2 separate regions of the Homo sapiens genome follow, and region 1 is linked to region 2. Evidence: chromatin loops called from intact Hi-C (ENCODE). Cell type or tissue: prostate gland. All regions are shown on one strand. Each heading gives the region's core, and the rest is flanking DNA. Links, peaks and the distances in the headings are about the cores only.

Region 1 (2,839 bases), core at 1-2,500, 270 kb after region 2:
AATTTTCCCCAAAGGGAATATGGAATTTTTTTGACTTTCTTTTGAGCAATAAAATAATTGTCTTGCCATTACTTAGTATATGTAGACTTCATCCCAATTGTCAAACATCCTAGGTAAGTGGTTGACATTTCTTACAGCAATTACAGATTATTTTTGAACTAGAAATAAACTAAACTAGAAATAAAATAAGTTTCACTAGTTTTTTTATTTCCATTTTTTTTTTTTTAGTTTTTCACCAAATAATAAGGTTTGAGTCTTTATAGCAGTGGTTGGCTAACTTTTCTGTAAAATACCAGATAGTGATTATTTATGGCTTTGCAGGTCAACTGTCTCAACTACTAAACTCTGCATACAGTACAAATGCAGCCATAGACAATACATAAGTAAATGGGTGGGGCTATGTGCCAATAACACTTAATTTTCAAAACCAGGTGGCACACACAAGCTATAGTTTGCAGACCTTTGTTTATAGAAACATTGGTCAAAGTTTCATTTTATATCTGCCTTATTTTACTTACATTTATAAGAATCATAAGGATTAGATTGTATATGTTAGAATCTTGAAATAATTATGTAGTGTTTCAAAATATTACACGATGAATCCCAAGAGGACCCACAGACCCTCTGAAGGAGGCAGACTGCTCCTGCAGGACCCAGGAAACACTCCAAATATTCTGACTGCCCCAACTGCAGAAGTGGGAAAGGGAGACCCTCCTCTCTGGAACACACACCCCCACTGGAGAAGCTGAAGGTTTGTGTGCAGGAGGAGTTTCCGACTTTACCTGAAGCTGAGTCAAGTTAGAGAGCCGAGCAAAATACAGGGGTAGAGGAAGCAGTTGGAAGGCCCTGGGAGCTCACTGTGTCCCCAGGCAGGCCATTCCTGCCTGGCACCACAGGGATCTATCGGGAGGTCAGCCAGAGGAGCAACAGGTAAAACTCCACAGAAAGAAGAAATTCTCCAACCAAACTTTGTAACAATTTGAATGGGGCGAGAAGCCTCCTGCCAGAACTCGGGGAGGGCACAAATCCAGCATGCAAACTTCACAGGCTGGTGAAGAACTAAAGTCCTTTTCTTTTTGGCTGAGCAGAAAGCCTCAGCCAAATTTTAAGCCCGCCCCTCTTGCCCTCTGCCTGGAAACAGACTCAGAGCTGTTGGCAGGGAGAAGGGCACAGTGGGAGTGAGACCGGCCTTCCAGTTTGCATCGGAGCTGGGTGAGGCCTGTGACTGCCAGCTTCTCCCACTCCCCTGACAACCTGCATGACTCAGGAGAGGCAGCCATAATCCTCCTAGGTACACAACTCCAGTGACCTGGGAATCTCACCCCCATCCCCCACAGCAGCCATAGCAAGATCCAGCCATGGAGAGTCTGAGCTCAGACACTCCTAGCCCCGCCCTGACCTGATGGTCCTTCTCCATCCACCCTGGTAGCTGAAGACAAAGGTCATTTAATCTTGGGAGTTCTAGGACCCTGCCCACCACCAGTCCCTCTCCCACTGATACTTTCTGGAAAGTGCCACCTCCTTTCAGGAGGCCAACCAGCACAAAAATAGAGCATTAAACCACCAAAACCAAGGACCCTCATGAAGTCCATTTCACCCTCCACCACCTCCACTGGAACAGGCACTGGTATTGTAGGAGGACAAGCCACCAACAAAACCCCTCAGACACTGAGTTAAAGAAGGAAGGGCTTTATTCAGCCAGGAGCTTTGGTAAGACTCACGTCTCCAACAACCGAGCTCCCTGAGTGAGCAATTCCTGTCCCTTTTAAGGGCTCACAACTCTAAGGGGGTCCACGTGAGAGGGTCGTGATTGATTGAGCAAGCAGGGGGTACATGACTGCGGGCTACATGCACTGGTAATTAGAACGGAACGGAACAGAACAGGACAGGGATTTTCACAGTGCTTTTCTATACAATGTCTGTAATCTGTAGATAGCATAACCAATTAGGTCAGGGGTCAATCTTTAATTACCAGGCCCAGGGTGTGGCGCTGAACTGTCTGCTTGTGGATTTCATTTCTGCCTTTTAATTTTTACTTCTTCTTTCTTTGGAGGCAGAAATTGGGCATAAGACAATATGAGGGGTGTTTTCTTCCCTTAGTATCCATGGCTCAGAGACCCATAGATGGTCCACATCACAGGACTCTGTACAGAAAACCCCCAATACCAGCCCAGAGCTGGGCAGACACACTGGCTGGCTAGACTCAGAAGAGAGACGACAATCACTGCAGTTTGGCTCACAGGAAGCCATACCCATAGGAAAAGGGGGAGAGTACTACATCAGGGGAACACCCCATGGGACAAAAGAATCTGAACAACAGCCTTCAGCCTTAGACCTTCTCTCTGACAGAGCCTACCCAAATGAGAAGGAACCAGAAAACCAACTCTGGTTATATGACAAAACAAGGCCCTTCAACACCCCCCAAAAATCATCCTGGTTCACCAGCAATGGATCCAAACCAAGAAGAAATCCCGATTTATCTGAAAAAGAATTCAGGAGGTTAGTTACTAAGCTAATCAGGGAAGGACCAGAGAAAGGTGAAGCCCAATGCAAGGAAATCCAAAAAAATGATACAAGAAGTGAAGGGATAAATATTCAATGAAATAGACAGCTTAAAGGAAAACAATCCACAATTCAGGAAACTTTGGACACGCTTTTAGAAATGCAAAATGCTTTGGAAAGTCTCAGCAACAGAATTGAACAAGTACAAGAAAGAAATTCAGAGCTCAAAGACAAGGTCTTTGAATTAACCCAATCCAACAAAGACAAAGAAAAAAGAATACGAAAATATGAACAAATCCTCCAAGAAGTCTGGGATCATGTTAAATGACCAAACCTA
Region 2 (2,917 bases), core at 239-2,738:
ATTCCATTTCACCACTGTTCTCTAAAACATGTTATGAGAGGCACGTCAGAATGGAACACACAGAAAACAAGAAAGAAAGCCATTTCCTCATTGGCTTCTATCATGCATGATAACTTTCTCACAGTTCTGTGTTGTACATGAAAAGGTGTTGAGCAAGTTCTTGCTGGAATACTAGCTGCAGAAGCATCGAAAATATGAAGCACCAACCCAGTGATGCCTGTGCAAAGCTGCTGAAATGGTGATGTCAGCAGAGGATGTAGTAAGATATGAGGCCAGTGGAATTTTGAAAGTGTATACAAGAAGTTTTCAACATACCTGAGAGCATAACTCCAGGCATAAAATTATCTGTTCTAATTCCAGTGTTTGGGTTTTCCTACTTTTTTGTCTGAAAATATCTTTACTTTTAGTTTTAATACTAATTAATTTTTACAATAGTTAGAATTTTAGTTGGATTAGTTTTTGTTTATTTTTATTCATAAAAATTTTATTAGTATAGATTTGGGGAGTACAAAGGCAGATTTCTTACATGCCTGTATTGTATAGCAGTGGAATCTTGGCTTTTACTGTATCCATCACCCATATAGTGAACATCGTACCTAATAGGTAACTTTTCAACCCTCTCCCCACTTCTACCTACCCATCTTCTGTAGTCTCCAATGTCTATTATTTATAGAAACCAAATTGAAATACATTGCTGCTGCAGCTAGGGATGGCCCCCAAAAATATTGTTGTGAAATGTTCTCTGTGGACAGATTTTAAACAGTTAACAGGTAAGCAATTTTGTGTAAAGGAAGAAGTGGCCTGAAGTAAGGCTATATACAGAATCTTGAGCAGTGGAGAATGGTTTATGTAGTTGGCCTTGGCACAATTGTAGGATCAGAAATAAACAGGTCTGTAGGTAAATCTATAGGAATAAGTGCATAAAGTGTGTGGATCTTTATGTCTTAAGTCAATGTCAACCAGAGTATATAGGTTTTAGAGAGACACTGAACAAACCAGGTGGCTAAAATGACTTATCCAGTAGATTTGAGCCAGGCTTTATCCTCAGCTACCTAGTGTTTGCACAGAACAGATACGGTAGCAGGGATGAAATCTTTGCATGGACCCATCAACCTGGGCTTCCTCTCACCAAGGCCAATCTCACTACACGTTAAATATTGGCCCAAAGACAACAAAAATTGACACTGAGCCTTCAGTATAATACCACCCTTCAAGAAGACCAACCAGACCACTAGATGTCAAGGTGATCAAATCAGTCCTTTTGCACCTTGGAGGAGTCTGTGATTTTTTTTTTTTTTTACTGAAATTGACATAAATTCTGGGTATGGATATTCCCCTGTTGAGAGTGGTTCAGCCAGCACCTATTCGAGGACTTGCAGTGTCTGTTTAAATGTCCTAAAATCCTACTAAACATCAGCTTAGAGAAAGTTTTGAAAGTTTTACTTTACAGTAAAGAGGCACAACAATGCGAATGTAACCATGGAATCCACTAGTCCTTATACATCATCTAAAAGCTGCCAGCCTAACAAAACTGGAATGGCCAGTAGAGACCATTGTGGGGTTGGGGACTGTCATTCAATATGCAGTATATAATTGGATAACTAAAGGATATTATATGCTAGCTGGAATATATGAGCCTGGGAACCAAAGCGTTAAAGTAGGAGTATTCTCCGTTGAATTATTTGTGAATTTGTGATCCATTGTCTAGTCTGCTGGACTAGAGGGCCAGTTCTCAGGGTGAAGTTAAGCAGTTTTTCTACCAGGGGTCATAGTAAAGTTCTACTAAATCTGAAACTATAGCTGCCACCTGGTCATTTTATGAATTTCATGTTTGTAGACAAGCCAGCAGGCAATTAAAAGGATTGATCTACTGGCAAGCTTAAATGATTATGGTTTCTGTGAGGAAATAGTACATAATGGAAGCAGGGAGGAGTATGGCTGGCACTCAAAGGATTCCCTGGGATACTCTTGGTGCTTGCATGGCCTGTTAAGATGCACTGGAAGTAACTACAGCCTTATTAAAGCACAGAAATAGGTCTTCTGGTTTCTCAGAAATGAAGAAATGTTTCTCTCCACTGAGAAGGCAACCTAGACAAGGAGAACTCCTGATCAAGTATGAGCAAAACCTAGAATGGGTAATAGAGGAGAAGATCTTGAATATCAGTTAGGATCACAAAATCAGTTGCAGCAAAGAGGACTATAGCTTAGACTTTCCTATTGTGTGTGTGTGTGTGTGTGTGTATATATATATATTTAAACTAACGACCAGCCACAAAATTGAAGAAGCCATTAAGGAAAGGTTGATCTTTGCATAAGATAGGGGCAATATGGATGGGATACCCACAACATCTGTGAAGGCCATCTCCCTTTATCACTCAACCTTGCACATTCCAATGGCATCTCACTGCAAACATCAGAGATCCTTCATCTAAGCATTTTTTCTCAGCCCACACGTGGGCCAGGTCAGGAGTGCAAGGGGGTTATGCTTTCAGGACCAGTCTTTATCCAGAAATGAAAGGAAGTTGGAAGAAAAGTACCCCAGGTTTCTAACCCACCCAAGAGGGAAATTGGAGGCAGATTTTACATTGTTTCCTAGAGTTACCTGAGGAGATCTAACTCCTGGTTCCCACAACAAAACCTGCTAGATATGTTCCCAGTCACTGGCTTCATTCCGTTCCAGTTTTCACTTTCCCACTGTCCTACCCCGTTTCTTATGAGCACCTTCAAAATAAATATCCCTTGCTCACAAATCCTTGTCTAGGAACTAAAGCTCCAAAAATACTGCCTAACAGCCACTCTGTTCATTGTAAAATAAAGATAGAAAAAAAATTGTCTTGTAGGATTGAAACCAGGATAATATGAGATATTTAGTGTCCAGATCTTAGAATCCATTTATTAAAAAGGGACAATAATAATG

The links. A loop is a pair of places that touch in the nucleus more often than their neighbours do. Peaks named below come from ENCODE experiments on the same cell type or tissue, not always from the same donor. Only the 100,000 strongest peaks of a DNase experiment are listed, where the experiment ranks them.
Region 1: a loop joins it to region 2, with 2.5 times the contacts of the local background. A loop is called at or near these places in 38 of 110 quality-filtered maps.

What each region holds. Positions count from the first base shown.
Region 1 is chr1:89,004,027-89,006,865 of GRCh38, reverse strand. It overlaps GBP3 (guanylate binding protein 3), which reads left to right. Exons shown (of 11, transcript NM_018284.3): 11 at 1-186. Among named protein-coding and RNA genes, the nearest start is that of RBMXL1, 13 kb to the right of the region's middle. In prostate gland, for the core only: no CTCF peak of the experiment used is centred there; a DNase peak (open chromatin) is centred at 1,115; H3K27ac peaks cover 935 bases.
Region 2 is chr1:89,275,163-89,278,079 of GRCh38, reverse strand. It overlaps the pseudogene LOC100421401. Among named protein-coding and RNA genes, the nearest start is that of GBP5, 3.8 kb to the right of the region's middle. In prostate gland, for the core only: a CTCF peak has its summit at 1,182; no DNase peak of the experiment used is centred there.